Regions from separate parts of the Homo sapiens genome. Here region 1 is linked to region 2. A link is an interaction called in ENCODE POLR2A ChIA-PET data of the cell type or tissue named here. Cell type or tissue: OCI-LY7. All regions are shown on one strand. Each heading gives the region's core, and the rest is flanking DNA. Links, peaks and the distances in the headings are about the cores only.

Evidence for each region. ChIA-PET counts read pairs that join two places held together with the same protein. Peaks named below come from ENCODE experiments on the same cell type or tissue, not always from the same donor. Only the 100,000 strongest peaks of a DNase experiment are listed, where the experiment ranks them.
Region 1: POLR2A ChIA-PET joins it to region 2 with 37 read pairs; 5 of 35 experiments call an interaction of 5 or more read pairs at or near these places.

The regions. Positions count from the first base shown.
Region 1 is chr19:13,656,301-13,661,676 of GRCh38, forward strand. No RefSeq gene overlaps it. Among named protein-coding and RNA genes, the nearest start is that of YJU2B, 89 kb to the right of the region's middle. In OCI-LY7, for the core only: no CTCF peak of the experiment used is centred there; no DNase peak of the experiment used is centred there.
Region 2 is chr19:13,729,453-13,734,828 of GRCh38, forward strand. It overlaps a transcript of YJU2B not described here. Among named protein-coding and RNA genes, the nearest start is that of YJU2B, 16 kb to the right of the region's middle. RefSeq lists an enhancer at 2,363-2,412. In OCI-LY7, for the core only: no CTCF peak of the experiment used is centred there; a DNase peak (open chromatin) is centred at 2,249; H3K4me3 peaks cover 1,646 bases; H3K27ac peaks cover 385 bases.

The DNA.
Region 1 (5,376 bases), core at 240-5,239, 73 kb before region 2:
GGTTGAAGAATGCAGGATGAAGTCATGTGACTGGAAGATGAAGACACTGACGTCTTCTGCTGATCCTATTCCTCTGTGGGGGTCTTCAAACGGGTTGGCATCAGCTGTTTTGCTGGAAATCAGGGTCTGATTGTTTAAGGAATCCTAAAACAAAAGCCTTATGTTTCTAACGTCAGAAATTCTATTTAAAGGAACAATGGAAGCCAGGCGTGGTGGCTCACACCTGTAATCCTAGCACTTTGGGAGGCTGAGGCGGGTGGATCACTTGAGGTCAGTTCAAGACTAGCCTGGCCAACATGGTGAAACCCCGTCACTACTAAAAATACAAAAATTAGTCAGGTGTGGTGGCGGGTGCCTCTAATCCCAGCTACTCAGGAGGCTGAGGCAGGAGAATCACTTGAACCCGGGAGGCAGAGGTTGCAGTGAGCTGAGATCGTGCCATTGCACTCCAGCCTGGGCAACATGAGTGAAACTCCATCTCAAAAAAAAATAAAAAAATAAAAAATAAAATAAAAATAATTAAATGTATGGGACATACGTGCAATTTTGTTACATGCATAGATTACATAGCAGTGCAGTCAGAGCTTTTAGGGTAACCATCACCTCAATAACATACTTTGCACCCATTGATTTTTCATAACCCACCACCCTCCCACCCCTTCTGAGTCTCCCTTGCCCATCATTCCACTCTCTAAGTCCATATGTTGGCATGATTTAGCTCCTGCTTATGAGTGAGAACATGTGGTATTTGTGTTTCTATGTCTAACTTGTTTCACTTAACATAATGGCCTCTGGTTCCATCTATGTAGCTGCAAAAGACATGATTCCATTATTTTTTTATCATCGAATAGTATTCTATGGTGTATATGTACCACATTTTCACTATCCAATTATCCATGGATGGACCTCTAGGTTGATTCTTCATCTTTGCTATTGTGGATAGTACTTCAGTAAACATACAGGTGCAGGTACCCTTTTAATATAATGATTTATTTTCCTTTGGGTAGATATTCAGTAGTGAGATTGCTGGATCAAATTGTAGTTCTATTTTTAGTTCTTTGAGAAACCTCCATACTCTTTTCCATATGGATCTATCTAGATGCGCCTTTAATTTTATTATTTATTTAAAAGGAACTGTCAATCTGAAATAAGCAACAGAGAGATCAACTCTCTTTAAGAAAGAATTTTTTTTTTCTGAGATGGAGTCTTGCTCTGTTGCCCAGGCTAGAGTTCAGTGGCACGATCTCAGCTCACTACAACCTCTGCCTCCCAGGTTCAAGTGACTCTCCTGCCTTAGTCTCCCAAGTAGCTGGGACTACAGGCGTGTGCCACCATGTCCGGCTAATTTTTGTATTTTTAGTAGAGACGGGGTTTCACCATGTTGGCCAGGATGGTCTCGAACTCCTGACATCGTGATCTACCCGTCTCAGTCTCCCAAAGTGCTGGGATTATAGGCGTGAGCCACCGTTACCAGACAACAAAGAATTTATTCAGGAATAGCAGGGGATTACAATCTGAGATCCGCATGCTATGGCCCACCGTAGGAGCATCCAAAGAGGTTAGGGCAGGGGAAACTTTCGAAAGAAAAAAAAGAGCCAGGCGTGGTAGCTCAGGCCTTCAATCGCAATGACTAGGGAGGCTAAGGTGGGAGGATCACTTAAGCCCAGGAGGTCGAGGCTGCAGAGAGCTATAATCATGCCATGTACTCCAGCCAAGGTGACAGAAACCCTGTCTCTTTAAAAAAAATAAAATTTAAGTCTGGGCACGGTGGCTCACACCTGTAATCCTAGCACTTTGGGAGGCCGGGTGGGTGGATGAATAGGTCAGGAGTTTGAGACCAGCCTGGCCAACATGGTGAAACCCCGTCTCTACTAAAAATACAAAAATTAGTTGGGCGTAGTAGCGCGAGCCTGTAATCCCAGCTATGCAGGAGGCTGAGGCAGGAGAATTGCTTGAACCAGGGAGACAGAGGTTGCAGTGAGCCGAGATCGTGCCATTGCACTCCCGCCTGGGTGACAGAGCAAGATTCTGTCTCAGAAAAAAAAAATTAAAAAAATAAAAAATAATAATAAATTTAATTTAATTTAATTTAATTTTTTAAAAAAAGAAAAATAGGAAAGGCCCAAATGAACTGTTTTGAAACAAAGACCATTGGTTGCAGGAGCTTGTTGCGGGAGTTTATTAGTTCATTGGTGGACACGGAAACACTTGTCACTCAGGCAGCTGTCCTTGCACAAGTAGCTTATCTGGGCCGGGCGCAGTGGCTCACGCCTGTAATCCCAGCACTTTGGGAAGTCGAGGCGGGTGGGTCACGAGGTCAGGAGTTCAAGACCAGCCTAGCCAATATGGTGAAACCCCGTCTCTACTAAAAATACAAAAATTAGCCAGGCGTGGTGGCGGGCACCTGTAGTCCCTGTTACTCGGGAGATTGAGGCAGGAGAATCGCTTGAACCCAGGAGGCAGAGGTTGCAGTGAGCTGAAATTGTACCTCTGCCCTCCAGCCTGGGTGACAGAGTGAGACTCCATCTCAAAAATAAATAAATAAATTAATTAATTTATTTATTTATTTATTTATTTATTTATTTATAAAAGCAAGTAGCTTATCTGGAATATCACAGCTCTGAAAAATTCTTTGGATGTCCTTAGCATGGGCATACATGCTCCAGGGCTGCCTCTTCATGGCCTCCTGGGTCCATTGTGTTAGGATTTGATGTAAGTGACTCCATTTTGATGCTAATAACTTCTGCAAAACCACCCTCAGCCAATGGTTCTGCAACTTGCACATTTTCACATAGTAATATATAGTGGAGATCTTTCCAAAATATTACACTCTACCCAGGTCTATGTCTTTCTTCTTAATAACTGCATTAGTATTGTAATACTAACACTGTGTCTTAATTTGTTCAAATCAATCCCCAAATGAGGGACACTTTCCAGTTTTGGGCTATTTCAAATAAGGCTACAGAAAATATCTTCAACCCGGCCGGGTGTGGTGGCTCACGCCTATAATCCCAGCACTTTGGGAGGCCGGGGCAGATGGATCACCTGAGGTCGGGAGTTCGAGACCAGCCTCACCAACATAATGAAAACTCGTCTCTACTAAAAAGACAAAAATTAGCCAGGCATGTTGGCACACGCCGGTAATCCCAGCTACTCAGGAGGCTGAGGCAGGAAGACCGCTTGAACCCAGGAGGTGGAGGTTGCAGTGAGCCAAGATCGTGCCAATGCACTCCAGCATGGGTGACAGAGCAACACTCCGTCTCAAAAAAAAAAAAAAAAAAAAAAGATAATATCTTCAACCCTATATCTTGGCAAACTCTCTCTGGAGAGTAAATACCTAGCAATAAGATTTCCAGGCCAAAGCCTATTAGTAGCTATCTCCAATTTTTCTCCAGGAAGATTGCATTAATTTATACTACCATGAATAATGTAGGAGCGCATACATTTCTATATATGCTCAGGGAAGTAAGTCACAAAAAGACAAATGTTATATTATTCCATGAGGCCTTAGAGTAGTGAAATTCATAGAGACAGAAAGTGGGATGGTGGTTGCCAGGGGCTGGGAATAAGGGAGGGATGCATCAGGAGTGTTTAATGGGGACAGAATTTCAGTTTCGCAAAAATAAATGAGTTGTTTCAGTTTGTTGTTTGTTTGTTTCTTTTTTTTTCTTTTTGAGATGGAGTCTCGCTCTGTCGCCAAGCTGGAGTGCAGTGGCGCGATCTCAGCTCACTGCAACCTCCACCTCCCGAGTTCGAGCAATTCTCCTGCCTCAGCCTCCTGAGTAGCTGGGACTACAGGCGCCCCACCACCATGCCCAGCTGATTTTTGTATTTTTAGTAGAGATGGGGTTTCACCATACTGGCCAGGCTGGTCTCGAACTCCTGACCTCAGATGATCCGCTCGCCTCAGCCTCCCAAAGTGCTGGGATTACAGGCGTGAGCTACCACGCCCGGTGAGTCGTTTCAGTTTTACAAGAAGAAAAGAGCTCTGGAGACAGATGGTGTTGATGATTGCACAACAATGAGAATGTACTTAATGCCACTGAACTGTCCACTTTAAAATGGAGAGGGTAGTAAATTTTATTTATGTGTATTTTTACTATGGGTTTTTTTTTTTTTTTTTTTTTTTCTAAATGGGTAGGCCGGGCATGGTGGCTTGCACCTGTAGTCTCAGGCTACTCAGGAGGATGAGGCCAGGAGTTGAAGACCAGCCTGGGCAACACAGTGAGACACTATCTTTATAAATACATTTAAAAACAAAAATTAGCCAGGCATGGTGGCTTGTGTCTGTAGTCTCAGCTACTTGGGAAGCTGTGGCGGGAGGATCCCTTGAGACCAGGGGTTTGAGGCTGCAGTGAGCTGTGGTCGCACCACTGCATCTAGCCTGGATGAAAGAGCAAGACCCTGTCTCTAAAAAATTATTAAACAAAATAAAAAACTTTTTTTAATTGGGCAAAAAAGGCCAGGCGCCTGTAATCCCAGCACTTTGGGAGGCCGAGGCAGGTGGATCACCTAAGGTCAAGAGTTGGAGACCAGCATGGCCAACAGGGTGAAACCCCATTTCTACAAAAATACAAAAATTAGCCAGCATGGTGGCGGGTGCCTGTAATCTCAGTTACTCCAGGAGGCTGAGGCGGGAGAATCGCTTGAACCCGGGAGACAGAGGTTGCAGTGAGCCAAGATCGCGCCACTGCACTCCAGCCTGGGCGACAGAGCAAGACTCCATTTCAAAAAATAATAATAATAAAATAAATAAATAGGGCAAAAAAAAATCAAGCATCTCTAACAACTACCTCTGTAGAGCTCTTTGCTGTAAACACATTGCTTTCTTAATGCTTCTTGGGTAATTTCAGCATTGGGTTAGCCATTTGGAAAGTTATTAATAGGCTCCATCCTAACTCTTATCAGGACAATCATCTCCTAATTCTAGGGCCTAGTTGTCTTTTCTGCCTGGAGAGCTCCCACAGCACCCACAAGGCATCACTAAGATTCACAGGGTTAGGTATCTTTCCAGCAGCAGATCACCACAGAATTTTGGCATCACACATATTAAGAAATTAAAGAGCAAAAGTGCCTAGTTTAGAAACCAGTGATCCGCACAGAAATGCATGGTTCCTCTAAAAGGCCCTTAATTCAGCCAGGCACAGTGGCTCACACCTGTAATCCCAGCACTTTGGGAGGCCGAGGTGGGTGGATCACCTGAGGTCAGGAGTTTGAGACCAGCCTGGCCAACATAGTGAAACCCCGTCTCTATTAAAAATACAAAAATTAGCCGGGCGTGGTGGTACGTGCCTGTTATCCTAGCTACTCAGGAGGGTGAGGCAGGAGGATCGCTTGAACCTGGGAAGCAGAGGTTGCAGTGAGCCGAGATGGCGC
Region 2 (5,376 bases), core at 326-5,325:
GACTCCATCTCAAAAAGAAAAATAAATAAATAATAATAACAATAATAATAAAATAAATTAAATTAAGTCTCTTGCTCACAAGAGGATAAATGATAGGCATGGTTTCAACATGCTTTTCTAATAGCAATGAGATGGGACATTTCAACTCTTTAGACACTTTTCCCCTTGGCTGTATATTTTTGTGCCACTTCCTGGAATTAAGAGCATATTGTGGGCCAGGCTTAGTGGCGCACGCCTGTAATCCCAGCTACTCGGGAGGCTGAGGTACAAGAATCACTTGAACCTGGGAAGAGGAGGTTGCAGCGAGCCGAGATCACACCACTGCACTCCACAGCCTGGGAGACAAAGTGAGATCAGTCTCAAAACAAACAAACAAACAAACAAACAAACAAACAAAAAAACGTTAAAATGAAGGCTATAGTTTAGATTCATCCCCCCCACCCAAGGCCAACCACCCATAACCACACAAAGTTTGTCATCTTGATTCCCCTGAAATGCTAGCTCTAATCATAAATGAAACATGAAAATGTAAGTTTTACATCCTTGTCAGCATGATTCAGTGAAATTAAACCAATCGGCTGTAGACAAATGAGCTTAAACGGGTCTATTTGCCTTAAAAAGAAGTTAATGTAAAACAGCCAATCACAAAAAAGCTCAAAATACTTCCTCCTTTATGCCTTATAAACTTGCCCTAACTGCTGTAAGAGAACTTCTTACCACTTGATTTGACATCTCCTGAATCAAGACTTGCTGTATGACAAAGAACTTTTAATTTTTTTCTAACTGTATCTGATTTTATATATGTATGTATGTATGTGTGTGTGTGTGTGTGTGTGTGTGTGTGTGTATATATTTGTTTTGTTTTGTTTTGTTTTAGACAGTCTTGGCCTATCATTGAGCTGGAGTGCAGTGGCATGATCTCGGCTCACTGCAACCTCTGCCTCCTGGGTTCAAGTGATTCTCAAGCCTCAGCCTCCCGAGTATCTGGGATTACAGGTGCCCACTACCATGCTGGGCTAATTTTTGTATTTTTGGTAGAGATGGGCGTTCACTATGTTTGCCAGGCTGGTCTCAAACTCCTGACCTCAGGTGATCCACCCGCCTCGGCCTCCCAGAGAGCTGGGATTACAGGCGTGAGCCACCGCGCCAGGCCTGATTATATTTTTGACACTAAAAGTATCGTATGCAGGAAGACAGCTGGCACACACGGAAACTTCATGCAAATAGAATGAAGTATGCTCTCTAAAAGACAAATTAGAAGAAGGTGCCCTATCCTCCAACTTGGAGAACACAGCCTAGGCCGGACTTCAGCCCCATTCTCATGCCCTCGGCCAGGCACACTTGTTCAGGGCACAACCTGCACAATCGTACACAGTGGCCCTGACTATGTCTGTATGCAACTACAAAAACAATAGGCCGGACGCGGTGGTTCACGCCTGTAATCCCAGCACTTTGGGAAGCCGAGGTGGGCAGATCACAAGATCAGGAGTCCCAGAACAGCCTGGCCAATATGGTGAAACCCCGTCTCTACTAAAAGTACAAAAATTAGCCGGGCATGGTGGCGGGCCCTTGAAGTCCCAGCTACTCGGGAGGCTGAAGCAGGAGAATTGCTTGAACCCGGGAGGCAGAGGTTGCAGTGAGCCGAGATCGCACCACTGCACTCCAGCCTAGGCGACAGAGCAAGATTCAGTCTCAAAAAAAAAAGTGAAGAGAAAAGAGGATCCGGTATCCAAATGTGTTTTATATAAAATGAATCGTTTTCAGTGCACTGAGGAAGTTTTCTATTTAAAGAAATCCTGCTGTGAACTCTTTTGTGAAGAATGCTTTCCTAATGGAATTAGTCACCACTGAGTCATTTCTGCAAACTTCAGGTTTGCGGTTTTGCCTAAGCAAGATCTGGCCGGAGAAGTGAGATAAATTATAGATGTCGCTAATAAATTACAGATTACTCAAAGGCAAAAGAGGAAAGAAAAAAAAAAATTGACTCGTGTATATGAACCGAATTGAGTCAGGGGTCTCCACCGGCGCTTAATCATGGCCGAGATCCTCCTGCTTCTGCCTGTCCTTTGGTAGACACACGCTACAAGTCAGCTTCTGTCCATCGAGGAAGGGAACGAACTAACAACAAAGAACAATTAAGAGAAGGTTGGCCCCGTGAAAACAAGGGACCATTGAAGAGCGAGTAAAGGCTTGGCCACGTTCTGGCCCCGCCCCACCCCGGTCGCCCTGACAACAGCGCCGGCGTCTGGGCTGAGCTTCGGACTCGCAGCCAGCCTCCCACAGGCCACCGCGCGCGCTCACTTGCGCATGCGCCTCGGAGCTGGCTTCAACCAGCGAAGGCTGAACCCGCTTCCAGGGTCCTCGCCGAGCTGGGAGTTAGGATCCGAGGGGGCCAAGAGGGATAAGAAAACTTCTCTGGGTGCCCACGTGGTACTGAGCGCCCTTGGGAGGGCTCTGGAGAAGACCATCGCCTTCCAGGGTAGCTCCCTCCCTCAAAGGTTTGAGATCATGGTCCAGTTCTCGGGTCTCCCAGCCTCAGTTTCCCCATTTGTAGGAAAGGCGTTCACAGCCTCTATCTCAGAGGAGGCTTTGAGGATTCAGAGAGCTCAGAAGAGGGTAGGCTTTGTGGTGAGCGCTGGGTAGGACTTCGGGGTGGGAGTGGTGGGCTGAAGAGTCCCCGACAACAGCCCGAGGAAGTATTATTATTGTTCTTATTTTACAGGGAAGGAAACTGAGGTCCAGAAAAGTTATGACTCGCCCCAAGGGGATTGCCTGGCAGGACGTGAAGGGGAAGAGGCCCACCCTGGAGTAACCCTCACTGGAGAATCCAGAGGTGAGATGAGCCTTGTACCTATCTCAGCAGAGGGAGTAGGATAATATTTAAATATTAAGGGTGGGGAGAAGGAATGAAGGCAAGAAATAAAATGCCCAAAATGCCCCAAACGCCATCCGGACCATAAAAGTGATGGCGATAGTGTTGGACTTAGGAGCTCAAAGATGCTAACCTTGACAGGCCTGGTGGCCCAAGTCTGTAGTCTCAGCTACTTGGAAGGCTGAGGCAGGAGGATCGCTTTAGCCCAGGAGTGCCAATCCCTCCTGGGCAACATAGTGAGATCCTTGTTTCCTTAAAAAAAAAAAAAAAGTGCATACTTTCTTTCTTTTTTTTTTTTTTTTTGCGACAGAGTCTCACTCTGTTGCCCAGGCTGGAGTACAGTGGCACGATCTCGGCTCACTGCAACCTCTGCCTTCCCGGTCCAAGCAGCTCTCCTGCCTTAGCCTCCCAGTAGCTGGGACTACAGGCATGCACCACCACACTCAGCTAATTTCTGTATTTTTAGTAGAGACCGGGTTTCACCGTGTTGGCCAGACTGGTCTCAAACTCCTGACCTCAAGTGATCCACCTGCCTCTTCCTCCCAAAGTGCTGGGATTACAGGCATGAGCAACTGCACCCGGCATAAAAAATGCATACCTTTTGAAATTTTTTTTTTTTTTTTGAGACGGGGTCTTGCTCTGTCACCCAGGCTGGAGTGCAGTGGCGCGATCTCGGCTCACTGCAAGCTCTGCCTCCCAGGTTCACGCCATTCTCCTGCCTCAGCCTCCCGAGTAGCTGGGACTACAGGTGCCCGCCACCTCACCCGGCTAATTTTTTGTATATTTAGTAGAGACGGGGTTTCATGGTGTTAGCCAGGATAGTCTCGATCTCCTGACCTCGTGATCCACCTGTCTCGGCCTCCCAAAGTGCTGGGATTACAGGCATGAGCCACCACGCCCGGCCTTGCTGGAAAATTCTTAAGCCCACCTGGCATCTCCATCTTAGTCAAACGGCCCACCAACTTCCTGTTCAAACTGAGCTATTTTGATTTCTGAGTTTGTTAACCTTGGCACTACTGGCATTCGGGGCCGGATCATTCTTTGTAGTGCAAAGGCTGTCCTGTGCACTGTGAGAAGTTGAGCAGCATATCCAGCCTCTGCTCATTAGACGCCATAGCCAGGCACGGTGGCTGACGCCTGTAATCCCAGCACTTTGGGAGGCCGAGGTGGGTAGATCACCTGAGGTCAGGAGTTCAAGACCAGTCTGACCAACATGGAGAAACCCTGTCTCTACTAAAAATACAAAATTAGCTGGGCGTGGTGGCACATGCCTCTAATCCCAGCTACTCGGGAGGCTGAAGCAGGAGAATCGCATGAACCCAGAAGGTGGAGGTTGTAGTGAGCCGAGATCATGCCATTGCACTCCAACCTGGGCAACGAGAGTGAAACTCCATCTCAAAAAAACAAAAAACGAACATTAGACGCCATGAACACTCCCTCCCAACCCAATTTGTCACAACCAAAAATGTCTGCAGACATTGCCCCTGAAGGGGTGAAGATGGCTCCTATTGAGAAACACTGGCCATGAGCCAAGAATTAAAAGAGAGAAATCTGTTAGTTTTCACTAAATAGATTTGAATTCTTTATTTTATTTTATTGTTTTTGTTTCATTTTATTTTGAGAGGCAGGATCTCACTCTGTCCCCCAGGCTGGAGTACAGTGGTGCAATCATGACTCACTGTAGCCTCCAACTCCTGAGCTCAAGGGATCCTCCCACTTCAGCCTCCCTAGTAGCTGGGACTATAGGCATGCACCACCCTGCTTGGCTAATTTTTGTATCTTTTGTAGAGACAGGGTCTCACTATGTTGCCCAGGCTAGTCTCAAACTCTTGGCCTCAAGAGACCCTCTCACCTCAGTTTCCCAAATTGTTGAGATTACAGGCGTGAGCCAGCACGCCTGGTCTTGAATTCTTTAACCATTGTCCTCTACCAGAAAGTATACACTATATTAATTCTCTCACTGTAGAGATTGTTTTTTTTTTTTTGAGATGGAGTCTCGTTCTGTCACCCAGACTGGAGTGCAATGGCACGATCTTCACTCACTGCAACCTCTGCCACCGGGTTCAAGTGATTCTCCTGCCTCACCCTCCCAAGTAGCTGGGATTACAGGGACACACCACCACGTCTGGCTATTTTTGTATTTTTAGTAGAGACAGAGTTTCACCATGTTGGCCAGGCTGGTCTTGAACTCCTGGCCTCAAGTGATCCGCCCGCCTCGGCCTCCCGAAGTGCTGGGATTACAGGCGTGAGCCACCGCGCCCGGCCCTTTTTTTGTTTGTTTTAAGACAGGTTCTCACTCTACCACCCAGCCTGGAGTGCAGTGCTGCAAACATAGCTCACTGCAGCCTCAACCTCCTGGGCTCAAAGGGTCCTCTCACCTCAGCCTCCCAGGTAGCTGGGATTACAGGTGTGCTCCACCATGCACAGCTAATTGGTTTTTGGTTTTAGTTTTGGTTCTGTTTTGTAGAAGTGAGGCCTCACTTTGTTGCCCAGGCTGGTCTCAA